Linked DNA regions of Mus musculus: region 2 is linked to region 1. Evidence: chromatin contacts called from ENCODE Hi-C or POLR2A ChIA-PET data. All regions are on one chromosome and are shown on one strand. Each heading gives the region's core, a stretch centred on a gene start or an enhancer-like site at or near the end of the contact. The rest is flanking DNA. Distances are from core to core; before and after follow the strand shown.

Region 1 (6,783 bases), core at 4,056-6,555:
GCTCAGCGGTTAAGAGCACTGACTGCTCTTCCAGAGGTCCTGAGTTCAAATCCAGCAACCACATGGTGGTTCACAACCACCTGTAATGAGATCTGATGCCCTCTTCTGGAGCTTCTGAAGACAGCTACAATGTACTCATAATAAATAAATAAATAAATAAATATATAAATATATAAATATTTTACCTAAGCTCCATGAATGTTTTACCCAACGTGTTCTCAGCTTCCCCACAGTTTCCCATCCTGTCTACTTGGAAATCTTTTATCTCTACAGAGCCCATCTAGCTCTTTGGGAAACTTTCTTTGGAATTGTCTCTTTTGAAAACTTTCCAGATCAAACAAAAAAAAAAAAAAAAAAAAAAAAAACCCAGCCCAGTCTCTCATTTCCTACTTCAGATTGGCTCAGCTGACTCTCTCTGGCCATAAGCTCAGGTATCTTCTGTCTTAGCAGCTTTTGAAGCTGTTTCCTTTCCTACAAGGAGTCCTGGTACCAGCAGTTAACAACGTTCTCTTCATTAATACCAGGAACATCTATTCTTTCAATCATTCATTCAATTCAACAAATATCTGTTGAGCTCTGGGCTAGAAACTAGGATCATGGATTGCTGATTTAACAAGGATTCTACCCCCAGAGGTTTACAAGGTGGTTTCTTTTTCTTTTTTAAGATTTATTTATTTATTATGTGTAAGTACACTGTAGCTGTCTTCAGACACCAGAAGAGGGTGTCAGATCTCATTATGGATGGTTGTGAGCCACCATGTGGTTGCTGGGATTTGAACTCAGGACCTTTAGAAGAGCGGTCAGTGCTCTTAACCACTGAGCCATCTCTCCAGCCCACAAGGTGATTTCTTTTTCACAGTCTAGAAAACTTTGATATTAGCACTGCTTCTAGAACCACCAATCTGGGCTTGGATAGGAGGTAGACAAAATCCAGTACCCTGATAGAGAGGAGGCAAAAGTGAGTGCCTGGGAGAAATGGTTACAAAATTGTAGATTAAATTTTTTTTTTCTCTCTAAAAACATTCCCAACTCACGTGTTGGCTCACTGCATTCATTCTGACTCATGTCCCTAAATCTCATCTCAAGAAAGAAAATCTTCCTGTAAAAGATTAGAAATCTTTAGGCCCAGCAGTTTGACAGCATCCTAGACATTTGCATTTTATTAGACTATTTAGAAACATGCTCTGAAATTCTGAGGTTGCCATTCTGCCATGTTATTTTGATACCTCAACAAGATATTTTTAGAGCAAGAAGCCCAAATTAAAACATTATGACAAAAAGGTAAAATTAAGTAAACCTTCATTAAATGGAAAACTACAGCAGAAGTTCAGCTAAAAGCAGGGGAAATAACTACAAAATATGCTTGGAGAACTGTTTGGAGAGCAGCAGTATCTGGGGTAAAGAGTTGTTTATGCCCTGTGTGTTTGGAGGGATCTTTATCCTGTGAGCCAGGGAGGAAAGGCCCTAACCTTACAGCCAGTTTTGACAGGCCCAGATGCCTTAGATTGGCCCAGGCAAAGCTAATCCCCTGTGCACAGCTCAAGGAAAGCCTATGACATTTGAACTTCACTGTATGTGGTCATGAAAGCTCTGGACTTACTTTAATCCCCAGATACTTGATTTGAGGCTGAACTACGGTTAGTTAGATTGCCAATCTTGCAGTCTTCCCCTGCACCTCTCCTCTCAACACGAGCCTGAATGGGGTACTCTTCAGTGCCTCTGTTTGAGGGCTTCCATGACTTAGACTTAAAGACCTACCTAATCCTCCAAACCACTGTTGAAAGGTGCACATACCTAGATTATAGCTGTTGGAGCCTGCTTCCTAAGTCTTTAATGAGTTCTCACATACAGTTTCAGAGCTTTCTTGATTCCCTCAAGCCCTACTTAAGTAATGATTCAGACCCTGGTGACCTTGGAGTAGGGGTGCCAAGGCCTTGTCTGGGAGCAGTCCACAAGGTTTGCTGATACAGTGCTACAACCGTGATAAGAATTGAATGCCTTCCTTTTCTAGGGGTTTTGATAAAACTTTAGTTACACAATTGAATCATTTGCCTTATAATCAAAACACCTTCTTTAGCAATTCTAAAGATACCCTTGAGTTTCTCATTAAGGAAAGAGATAGAGAAGAGTTCTTTGCGGGAATAAAAAGTTTCTGTGCCACTTAGAAGAGGAGAGAAACGGATCTTCAGATCTGTGATGCAAAGTTCAAGGAGATACTAAGAACTGCTTTCTATGCTTAATTCAAATAATATAACAAGAAAATTGGAAGCTCTGTTTTGTGGACCTATGGTAGGGAGTAACATATAATTACTATGAGGCCAGTCTATGTAGTAAAGAATGCCAACCTGTATAAAATGAACTGTGGGCAAACTAACAGGCCTCAGCTCTCACCCACCTCACAGATATCTAATAAACCTGGTGAGTAGGTTTAAAAAACACTTTGTGGGGAGGTGTGTGTGTGTGTGTGTGTGTGTGTGTGTAGATCAGAGGACAATTTTTGTTTTGTTTTTTGAGACAGAGTTTCTCTGTGCATCACTGGCTGTCCTGAAACTTGATTTGTAGACCTGGCTGGGTTCAAAGACAGAGATCCTCCTGCCTCTGTCTCCCAAGTTCTGGGACTAAAGGCATGTGCCACCACCATCTGGCCAAAGGACAATTTGGAGGGTTGATTCTTTGCTTGCACATGTGGGTCCTAGTGGTCAAACTCAGGCTGTCATCACACTTGGAGGCAAAGCCCTTATCCACTGAACCATCTCACTATCCCATGATTTATAGCTTTTAGAAATATATGTTGCAATGAATAACACTGTTAGATGAGTTAACTTGCCCTACAGAAAAATTTTATTCTGACCAATTGAATTTTGAATGTTTCCCAAAAGCAATGGATTTGTGTTTGGTTTTACTTACAGTTGTATTTGAGCCACTTCTCTGGCTGTTATCAATTGTCGGTTCAGGCTACTCCCCAGGCTTGAGAGTAAGCCATCATGTAAATAGGGCAGCCATGCAGAGCTTGGGACTTACTGGAGGCTTTTGGAGTGAAAGGGGTTGGAGAAGAGAGTGAATGAAGAGACCAGAATAGCTAAGCCTTTTGTTTTTAAAACATCTGTTTCTTTTTCAAATGTAGGTGTGTGTATATACAAGTAATATACACATGTATGTGTTTATTCAAATCTTTTTAAAATTTTTTTCAGTGTTATTTCATATCTCATGCCACTTTTGGATGATGTATGTGACAATTTTGGGGGTTTGGGGTTTTGTTTGTTTGTTTGTTTATTTGTTGAGACAGAATATCCATGTAGTCTGGGTGACTAAAACTGAATCTGTACTGACAATAGGCCAGGCTGGACTTGAACTTGTAATAGTCTTCTCCCTTCTCCAGAATGCTGAGATTACAGGCATGTGCGTCTGGTTTCTGTAGTGCTGGGCATGAAACCCAGGACATTCTGCGTGATAAGAAAGCACTCTGCCAACTATCCCCCTCCTAGTTTGTCCTCCCACTCCAGTCTTTCCACTGTCTCTTCATAATACATTTTTAAGTTTTGTTTTTTGAGACAAAATTGTGCTGTGTTGTCCAGACTGGCCTTGACCTTACAACAGTCCTAGGTCTTGTGCCTTCCTGGACACGACTATTACAAGGTCCCGCCCTGGCCAGCTTAGCAGCAGGACAGAGGAAGCAGAATGAGGGCCATCCCCTGGGGGCTTTTGGAGCATATACTCCAACACCTTTTTAGTGCATATTCAAAAACGGAACCGTGTGCACATGCTGCTGCTCTCAGCTCAGGAGCTTTAGGCGTAGAATAGCACTTGGACACGGGGGACAGATATGTGACATAACATTTTATTTATCCTAGTGACATCTTCAGAATGCCACTATTGTCAATTTTTTTCTCCTTAAGGCTCTCCCCAGGATGGACAGAGGTAATGCATGTTCTACATTTTCAAACACATTGTTTACTGACAATTTTATAGAGTGTCTAGGAGGCTTTCTTTTGCCTTCCTCTTACCAACATGGTTGTCCTTAGCTGTGAAATAATCCTCAGGGAGCAGGTCTTCCAAAGTGAAGCAGAGAAGTAGGGACTTTGATTGTCCCCATCTCCTCTCCACAATTTGCTAAACATAATAGTACAGAGAATAGTTTATTTCTGGACAGAAAAGGAACTCGCCCCAAACCCCAGGGTCTCCTGGCCTGTCCAGCCTTGGAGCTGGTAAGAGCTGCCATGTCCTGACCTGTGAGGCTAGATGGACAGAGGGAAGTTCTATTGGCTGACCCAGAGGCCACCAAAGAATAGGGAGAACATGATCAAACTGAGCGACATCCAAGAGGCCCTGGAGATGGAACCCAGCGTTCCAGGGGAAACATGGCTTAAATGGATAAACTGCAGCTGCAACGGTCTTTTACACCGGGCAACTCGCTACGCTAGCTGGGGAAAGACACGAGGGGGCGCTGGTGCCCTGCTAGGGACAAAGCTTGTCCTGACCGAGCGGCTGAGCACCCATCAGCCGGAACCATGCCTGCAGCTCAAGACACTGCTGATAAGTGTTTGCTCGGTCGCCCCGGCCTCCCGCTGGCATGCTGGAGAAGCCAGAGCACTCCGAATCCAACCAAAAGCCTTACTTCTGTTTCAGTGGCCACTGACTTAAGGCAAGTGATAGGACCTCGGCTACCCAGGCTCATTATGAAACAGGGTCACTACTTGGCACCTACTCCCAGGAAGGTTTTGGTGAGATTAATGAAATACATGCCAGCTGGTACTTTTGTAAGTGCCCTTAAAGCAACCCAAACATCACTCCACACAATCATTTATTAACTAGATGGCTACAGGGCGCTAGCAGTGTATTTCAGTAGAGATTTATTATATTCCATTCTCTCTTTCAGCACACCTTTTAGTCCTTTGTTCTGGAAAAGACTGTTACAACTCTCCCCTCCCCGCCCCCGCGCCCCCAATACACACACTTTCTCTCTCAATAAGCCTCCGGAATAACTGCGGAGTGGTGTCCATCCAGGAAAATTACTTCAGAAACTTTACCGAGGTTTAAAATCAATAGCTTCTGGCCAGAGGTGTGCCATTTGGTCCTAGTCAGCTGTAAGCACTGACACACAACCCCCCCAAAAAAAAGTGGGGTGGGGGGGACAGCACACGTGGCTCACTGACTTACCTAGTCCAGATCCCAGCTGAAGGAGATAGTTGGCTGCCACCCTGAGGCATGAGTGAACAGGGTAGAGAGGGGCCTGAGCTCTGTGTTGGCAGTTGCCATGGTTTTGCTCCGAGTTCTGGAGCCAACCTGCCCACTACCTGGGGCACTCAGGTCACAGAAGCAGTAAGTTAGAAGTCTGTGGGGAACCTGAGACTGTGCTATCCTGGTGTCTGCCCACCCAGCTGTTGAGATGGAAGCCTCAGATTGGCAAGGGGGTGAAGGAGACAAGCCACTAGAGAAGGTGAAGTGAGGCTGGGATGTGAGGGAACCAGGGAAGGGCTGGTTTTGGAAAGCCACGAACATGAAATTCAAGGAAGGAGACAAGATGAGAAAATGGTGGAGTATGTGGGTTGGCAAAAGCCCCAAAGAACAAGAGAACACAATTCCTTCAGACAGTTGGGCCAGGGTGTAGCTCAGGAGTAGAGAGCTTGCCTGCCCTAGTCCTGGGTTTGACTCCCCAGAGCCGCAAAGCAGGGGTAAGCAAGTAGGAAACGTGTTTATCAAAGCTGTGTTTCTGTCAAGACAGTGAGAAGTCCCATTTGATCATTAGTTATAAAGGGTTACCCATGTCCATGTGAGCACACGTATGTGTTACGGTCTCTGTTCAGTTATGTGCTGTGTTTATGGAGTTAGCCAAAGTCCCCCACTCTCTACAGTTGGGGGGAACCTGTCCTGTACCTACTTTACCTAGCTTCCCTTCAGAGTGCTCTGAGTGTGGCTCTTCCTCTCCTGAACTCCAACGGCAAGTAATCCAATTGTTCTGAGAGGCTTTGAAAATGTGAGTTTAACCCTAGCACTTAGGAGGCAGAGGCAGATGGAGCTCTGTGAATTCAAGACCAGCCTGGTCTACAGAGTGAGTTCCAGGACGGCTAGGGCTGCACAGAGAAAGTGGTTTCATTGTTTGGGGGAGGAAAAAAAGCAAGCAAACAAAAAATCCTAAACAACAAACAAAAATCCCAAAACACAAGCAAACAAAAATGAAAAAAGACAAGAAACTTTAAGTTTCAAACCCAGTTAACACCAGTCTAATAATCCTGTGCTAAATCAGTAATATTTCAGACCCTTTGTCACCACTAGTTTTCAGTTCCCTTTGCTTCACTTTGTGTCACAAGTCCCTTGTTACCACCACCACCCTTTACCGGGTGCCCTTCATGCATGCCATGATGCTAACATTTAGAGATGCATAGACATTGGCCTGGCACCTCGGTATGTCCAAATGAAAGGAGACATGGGCCGGGCATGGTGGTACACACCTTTAATCCCAGCACTCAGGAGGCAAAGGCAGGCAGATCTCTGAGTTCGAGGCCAGCCTGATCTACAGAGTGAGTTCCAGGACAGCCAGGGCTACACAGAGAAACTGTGTCTCAAAAAACCAAAAAAAAAAAAAAAAAAAAAAAAAAAAAAAAAAAAAAAAAAGAAGAAGAAGAAGAAGAAAAGAAAGGAAACATGGTTGTTGCCCATCCCCCTGAGGAGTCACAGAATTCTTTCTGTGCCTGGGAGTTCTCAGTTATAACCAGAGGAAATGGTAGCTAACCTCACAGTCTTTGTGGGAAAAGAAAATTAGTAAATGTTTATCAAGAGCTTTAC
Region 2 (7,433 bases), core at 707-3,206, 180 kb after region 1:
TTTAAGTCAGGAATGTTCGTAGCCACTGGACTGTATGTCTACCTTGGATCCATGTCCACACTGCAAGTTGGAGATGGATAGAAGTAATGTTCTTATTCATAAACATTCCCACTCATTCCCTCTTCTTTTGATTCTAAGCTATGAAGAGCTCAATAAGGAAAAACGTCCCTTATCATTTGGGTGAATGATATGGTCATTTTTGGGGAGGTAACCTCAGTTGAAAAAAAAATGCTTCCACAAGATAAGATCTGGCTCTTAGGCGGGCCTGTAGGGCATTTTAATTAGTGATTGAGGCCATGGTGGATAGTGCTGTATCTGGAGTGGTGGTCCTGGAGTCTATAAAAAATCAGGCAGGGCAAGCCATGAGTAGTAAGCCAGTAAGCAGTACTTTTTCTAGGCCTTTTTACAGCTCCTGTCTCAAGGTTTCTGCCTGGTTTAAATTTCTGTCTTGGCTTCCCTCAGTGGACTTAGGATCTGTATGTCAAATAAAGCCTTTCTTCAACAAGTTTTTTGTTTGTTTATTTTTTCGAGACAGGGTTTCTCTGTGTAGCTCTGGCTGTCCTGGAACTCACTCTGTAGACCAGGCTGGCCTCGAACTCAGAAATCTGCCTTCCTCTGCCTCCCAAGTGCTCGGAGTTCGGAGTGCCCCACCATTGCCCAGCCAGCGAGTTTCTTTTGGTCTTGGTGTTTCGTCACAGCAATAGAAACCCTAACTAAGACATATGGCCATGGAAATGAGTTTTTTTGGCCTTGACCACGACCTCCAGCTAACTCTTGACACTGATGACATGCCTAAAAAGTCTACTTTAACCTGTATGATAGGCAAAGGTACTTTTACGAATTCCTTGTTGGTCATACCTAGCCGCCTAGTCCACATCTAGGCAGGAGCATCATGTCCAAATTCCAGGCCCGTTTATTATTTTTAAAAGAATTATATCTTATTAAAAAAGATTTTTTGGAAGGGACAGTGTTTTCAAACTTGGTGGCACTGGACTGGCTTAGAACTTGTTATGTACACCAGTGCTGGGAATATAGGGAATATAGTGCATGTGTTACTGGAATCCCATAAAAAGAGATTTTGGTACAGGTTACTAGGTGCTCAGGGGAAAGATATATGGGAAAGCTAGGAGTGTGATTGTGGGTTTCTTTAAGCAAGAGCTCCCGGCCTACGACTACTTGAGACTCCATGAACCCTTAAGACGTATCCAATGCCATCTTGCAAAGCCCCAGGTAGTCTTCTTAGACTCTCTATGGATCCCTATATTGTGCAACAAGTTCCCCCTTCCAAAGTCTGGGGCCTCTCCATTTCCAGATGTTCACGAACATCCATTCCTATGACAGTAACCATTAAGGACTCCAACAAAATTTCTTACAGGCCCCCTTATTCAGAGCAAGACGTACTCAGCAGGGGACTGAACACGGACTGCCAGCCTAGACTCCCGGAAGGTAAACACAGCGCCGCGGGCGGGGTGGAGGGCGGGCTCGGGCAGCCTGAGTGGTCAGGTAAAAGTGATTGGCAGCTGCCACGTCCACGTGCTTTTAGCTTCAAATCAGCTGTCGCGAGAATTCGATGTAAACACACCAGTATACCTGGCTTCGGGCTCCTCGCTGGAGACTTCTGGCTGAGGTCCGCAGGTATTTGGTGCATGTAGCGTTTCCTTAAAACAGAAAATCCACCAAGGTGCCTCTTCCAGGCCCGCAGACACGCCTGCCTTTTCTCCCCTGCCGCCTGCATTCACAACCGAACCTGACCCACCCGCTTCACCCGAACTTCCATACTGTTGTGTTTTCCCTCCAGCCCCAGCGGATTGGATGGATTCTGAAGGCGGGTCCGCCTCTTTCCTACTCGCTGGTTGGCGAAGCTGACCTCCAAGGGCGGTGCCGCGCCGGGGCCAGTTTGCTCCTGGGATTGGCTGATGCGGTGGTTCCGCCGAGGCGTGGTAGGAAGTGCTAGCCGTCAATCACGAGGGAGACTCCAAACAGTGAGCCTGAAGCTGGAGAACAGCGTTTACCGGCGGAGCGGCCGGTGAGAGGGCTGGCGGGTCTTTGGCTTAGGGGAGGTTTGGAGAGGGAAAGGGACAGGCAGCATGAGGAAACAGGGCTTGACCAGCCCCAGTTGACGGGGAAAGGTGCTGAAACTGGAGGAGAGCTGGGCAAGAGGCCAGAGGGCGGCCGGGGGCAGTGGTGGTAGGGCTTTGGAGGTGAAGTGTGGAGTGTTGTTCCCGTGACTTTGGGGAGAGTGGGGCCCGAGGGGCTTTCGAGGAGCTGTTCTCAAGTGACAAGGCCTTTAAAGGACAGAGGTGGGGAGACTGGTTCGGGTAATAGAGGGTGGAATGAAGATGAGAGTACTGAGGGGTCTGGTGAAAGGTACTGCCTAAGAAAGGGGTAGCTGGACTAGTTGGGACAATGGGTTGTTTGGGTTGTATAGGAATGTGGGGATCAACAGTTTGGGGTTTTTCAAATGAGGTGGTACAGTGAACCCTTCTTAAAAGTGATGCTTTTAGGCTGTGGGCTTTCCTGAGCCTTGTAAGACATCTTTAGTTCTGTTGCCAGTCCCCCTTTAACCATAATGAAGCAGACTCTGTACTCTCCAAACCACCTCTATGATTCAGAAACTCATTAGATAGTCAAGGTCTGGGACTTACTTAGACTGTGGGAAAATCCAGAGGCTCCTTATATTATACGAGTTTATATTCCAAATTTGTTTACACGCTGGTGATTACGTTACAATAGCTGGAGGTTAAAATATTATTTAAATGTGGCTACACAGTTTTATCTGTCCTCAACAGATTTATCTGAAGGCAGAGTGGTATCCTGTTACGTGTATTTGTTCTGAGGCTCACATGGGCCATCTGGTCTTTATATGGCTGTGCCCTTAAGGTTGACTTTGAACTCCTGATCCTCCTGCCTCTGCCTCTCAGGCATGCATATGCATCACCACCTGTGACCAGCTTTTTAAATTATTATTATTATTATTATTATTATTATATTTTTAAAAATAAAATACTAAGAATCTCAGGCTTACATTGCCCTTGAACTCAAGGCAATTTCCTTGCCTCAGCCTCCTGGGAACTGGAACTGCTGGTATGTTATGTCCCACTGAGCTTTATATTTGCATTTCTTTATTTTTCTTTTTTTAAAGATTTATTTATTTTTATATATGTAAGTACACTGTCGCTGTCTTCAGATATACCAGAAGAGCGCTTCATAACCCATTACAGATGGTTGTGAGCCACCATGTGGTTGCTGGGAATTGAACTCAGGACCTGTGGAAGAGCAGTCAGTGCTCTTAACCCCTGAACCATCTCTTCAGCCCTATATTTGTTTTTCTAAGTGATCCTGTGTTATATAGTTCCCATTTAGTTCTCTGTCTCTTTTCCTCCTAGTTATAAATTATAGGAAGATTCTGCCAAAGACTGAACTGTCTTGACTTTCAGATACTGCATAGTTCAAGGTCAGCCTCAATTCCTGGGTAAGACCCTATCTTAAAAAAAGAAAAGTAACTTCCTGGGTGTGGTGGGTACACACCTATAATCCTATCAGTTGGGCTGGCAGGTCTCTGAGAGATCTAGGCCACAAGTTTCTGGGAAAATTCATGGTTTGTCACAGTTTGGCAAAGGGATATTTAATGAATAATCGTACACCTCTCCTTCTGACACTTTTCTTTTCTCTGGAAACAGGTCTCATGAATGAAACAATGGCTACAGATTCTCCTCGGAGACCCAGTCGTTGTACTGGCGGAGTCGTGGTCCGCCCTCAGGCCGTCACGTAAGCTGAAGAAAGCAGTATTCTAGAAAACAGTTCCCACTCAGAATATCTGTTTGAGCTGGGTGGTAGTAGCACATGTCTTTAGTCCCAGCACTTCGGAGCCAGAAGCAGATCTCTGAGTTTGAGGCCTGCTTGGTCTACAAAACAAGTTCTAGGCCCGCTGGGACTACATAAAGAAACCCTGTCTGAAAACAAGCAGACTCTCCTCCAAAACTCCCAGAGTGTCCATTCGGATAGTGGTTGCTTCTGTAAACACTTTGCACTTTTTGTGTATTTGGAAGGCTATAGTAGTAGTAACAAGGCTTCACAAGAAGGGAACACTCTCAGTGGGGCTGAGCTTGCCGTAAGCCTGAGGGGCTGAGTTTGATCCCTGGGTCCCACAGGTTAGGAGGAGGGGACCAATTCCAAGTTCATGGCCCATACCCCCCCCCCCATGCACCACTAAATAAGTAGATAAATAAATAAAAAATAGTATAATTTAAAAAACTTAAAAGAAGGTTTACATTTTGAGTTCATCTTTAAAGGCTAGAATTTGGATACTTGGACTCAGCAAAGACAATAGAATAATATAAGAAACAGGCAAACTGCTTTTTCTTTGGGATTTTGAGACAAGTTCCTATTTGTTTTAACAATTGTTATATAGCAGAACAGATCCTGCCTCCATCATTCAAAGCTGAGATTCCAAATATGTGCTGCCAATCCCCACTCCCAGGTTCACTCCCAGGTTTTTTTTTTTTTTTTTTTTTTTTTTTGAGACAGGTTCTTTCTATGTAGCTCTGGCTAGTCTGAAACACACTATATTGACCAGGCTGGTCTCAAGATCCCTACCTCCAATTGCTGGGATTAAAAACATACATTGCCATGTCCAACCTTTTTTTCTTGTTTTTTCCAGACAGGGTTTCTCTGCATAGCCCTGGCTGTCCTGAAACTCACTTTGTAGACCAGGCTGGCCTCGAAATCCACAGAAATCTGCCTGCCTCTGCCTCCCGAATGCTGGGATTAAAGGCGTGCACTACCACGCCCGGCTTTTTTTTTTTTTTTTTGAGAGGTGTTTTCTGTGTGGTCCTAGCTGACCTGACAATGACTTATCCCAGGCTGTCCTTGAACCAGTGGCTGTCCTGGCTTGGCCTTCCAGGTGCTCGGATTACTGACATGTGCTGTGCCTTCTGACTTTTTGTTGTTATTTGTTCATCTTGTGTTTTTCAAGGCAGCATCTCACTATGTAGCTCTGACTGTCCTAGAACTCTATGTAGACCATGCTGGCAGTGATGCCCCTGCCTCTTGCCTCCTGAGTCCTGAGGTTAAAGGCGTGGGCTATTATGCTCATCTGGCTTTTACGTTTTAACTGTTTTAGGATATAGTCCACAGTGTCTTCAAACTCACACTAGGTATCTGTCTTCTGCATCCATAGAGCTGAGGTTACAAATGCAGGTCATATCTTGTGTGTTTCAAAATTATCTTAGCAAGCAAGGGAGAGTGGCTCAGACCTGTAGTCCTAGTACTTGGGAGGCTGTGTAGTGAGTTTGAGGACATCTTGGACTAGAGAGAATGAGTTCCAGGCCAGTCTGAGCCATGCAGCAAGATGCTGCCTCAAAAAAGTTGCTTGGAGGGAATATATTTTAGATGGTTTCCTTTGGAATTTATATCTTAGGGACAGTCTTTGCAGATTAAAACATCAATGTGCACAGTGATGTCACAGTGTTGCCTTCCCCCTTCTGTATTCTCTAGAGCTGAGTTTCTTTGTGACATTTGCTGTGTTATCAAGTTAAACATGTTATTAGCTGTGAGTTAGGCTACTATTTTTATCTGCCTTTATAGGTGAGGGAAACAAAGCACAGAGGAGTTAACTTGTCATTGGGAATAGCCAGGATGGGAGCCAGGATGGATTCCAGTTAGTGGGTCTGCAGCATCTTGTATTCCCATTTAGTATTCTCTGCAACCCCACCGTATGGTGTTTACACCATAGTAATTATTTTTGTTGCATAGATGTTTTTAGGGTTAGAAAAAATAATTTTGGGTACAGCATCCTGTGTTCTTTTGAAAAATGATGCTTGAGCACCAATTTCTCACTTGTACTGGTTAGCAGGTTCTGATGTGAAAGGTAAATATGAGAGATAGGTTACTTTCCTTACGGGAGCCTATACTCTGCTTGGGGAAATAGATAAGGATGCTGTCTGAGCCTTGCTGGAGGGTGGAAGGGGATGTATGTATAAGGGTGACTTGAGGAAGCCACACAGAACTGGGAATGTGGGTGGGAGGAAGGGTGTTAGAAGAAAAGGAGCGGATGGGACGAAGGAGGAAGGATGGCATAAGACCCTGACCTGGCACAGAGGGTGGCAAGCCTTAGGAATTGGAGCTGCCTGTGACTGAGGACAAGGAGGGTGGTGATGAAGAATGTGCCTGGCAGAGTTGGCTCAGTGACTTTTTTGATTTTGTTTTTTCTTGGCCTACTTTTATAGGTCTCTAGGGCATTTTGTTTTGTTTTTAAAGGGTTTAGGAAAAATTCTTATTCTTTTCTTTTCTGAGGTAGGGCCTTGTAGCCCAGGCTGGCCTTCCTGAACCTCTGACCCCCCTGCTTCTACCTCTGAGTGCTGACCTAACAAGTGTGTATCATCACGCCTGCTTTATACAGTGCTGGGATGGACGCCTAACCTACATGCCCGACATCTAAACATTTATTTTTATTCCACATGCATTGGTGCTTTGCCTGTGTGTATGTCTGTGTGAGGGTGTAGGATCCCTCAGAGCTGGAGTTACAGATGGCTGTTACCTGCCGCCGAGCGGGGGGTGCTGGAGAAGCAGCCAGTAGAGTGCTCTTAACCTTTGAGTTCTCCCTCCAGCCCCATTTTTTTTTTTTTAAATTTGGTTCTTTGAAACAGGATCTCACTATAGCCAAGACTGGCCTGCAAAGTAATGGCTAGCCTCCCTCAGTGCTGAGATTGTAGGCATAAGCCATTACATTAAATCGAGCCCCATCCTTTTCAGTGACAATTACTCATGTCTTTCAGAAAGTTTTAGTATTTTGAGGAAGTTATTTTTCTTGCCTTACTTACATCCATATACTTACTATTTCAAGTAACTTCAAAGCTGGGGCTTTTATTTTGTGATAGTCTGTTGTCTATTTTCCTAGCTGTGATGGCTCTGGGTCCATCCCTAGGACTGCAAAAAAGGAAACAAAATATCATCATTTAGTGTCCTTAACATTATTATTATTATTATTATTATTTTGGTTTTTGAGACAGTGTTTCTCTGTAGCCCTGGCTGTCCTGGAACTCACTTTGTAGACCGGGCTGGCCTCGAACTCAGAAATCCCCCTGCCTCTGCCTCCCAAGTGCTGGGATAAAGGTGTGCGCCACCACGCCCGGCTGTATTATAATTATTTTAAGATTGACTTATTTAATGTATGTGAGTATATTGTAGCTGTCTCAGACACACCAGAAGCATCAATCCCATTACAGATGGTTGTGAGCCACCATGTGGTTGTTAGGAGTTGAACTCAGGACTTCTAGAAGAACAGTCAGTGCTCTTAACCGCTGAGCCATCTCTGCAGCCCAACATGATTATTTCCTTCCCCTTGCCTGCCTGCCTGCCTGCCTGCCTGCCTGCCTGCCTGCCTGCCTGCCTCCCCCTCCGTCCCCCAATGCTGGATGTTAGGCCTAAGGTCT

Evidence for each region. Hi-C counts contacts between places; a loop is a spot of excess contacts on that map. ChIA-PET counts read pairs that join two places held with the same protein, here RNA polymerase II (POLR2A).
Region 2: a map of Patski shows a loop between it and region 1 (2.4-fold over the local background). The contact joins the promoter of Bcas3 here to the promoter of 1700125H20Rik in region 1. A Hi-C loop is called at or near these places in 1 of 37 maps with a recorded cell type or tissue (Patski). POLR2A ChIA-PET finds 5 or more read pairs at or near these places in 3 of 5 experiments (Patski and embryonic stem cell).

What each region holds. Positions count from the first base shown.
Region 1 is chr11:85,165,791-85,172,573 of GRCm38, forward strand. It overlaps 1700125H20Rik (RIKEN cDNA 1700125H20 gene), which reads left to right and starts at 5,306. Exons shown (of 6, transcript NM_028589.1): 1 at 5,306-5,437. The coding sequence starts at 5,387.
Region 2 is chr11:85,351,208-85,358,640 of GRCm38, forward strand. It overlaps Bcas3 (breast carcinoma amplified sequence 3), which reads left to right and starts at 1,957. Exons shown (of 24, transcript NM_001166643.1): 1 at 1,957-2,026; 2 at 3,681-3,768. The coding sequence starts at 3,686.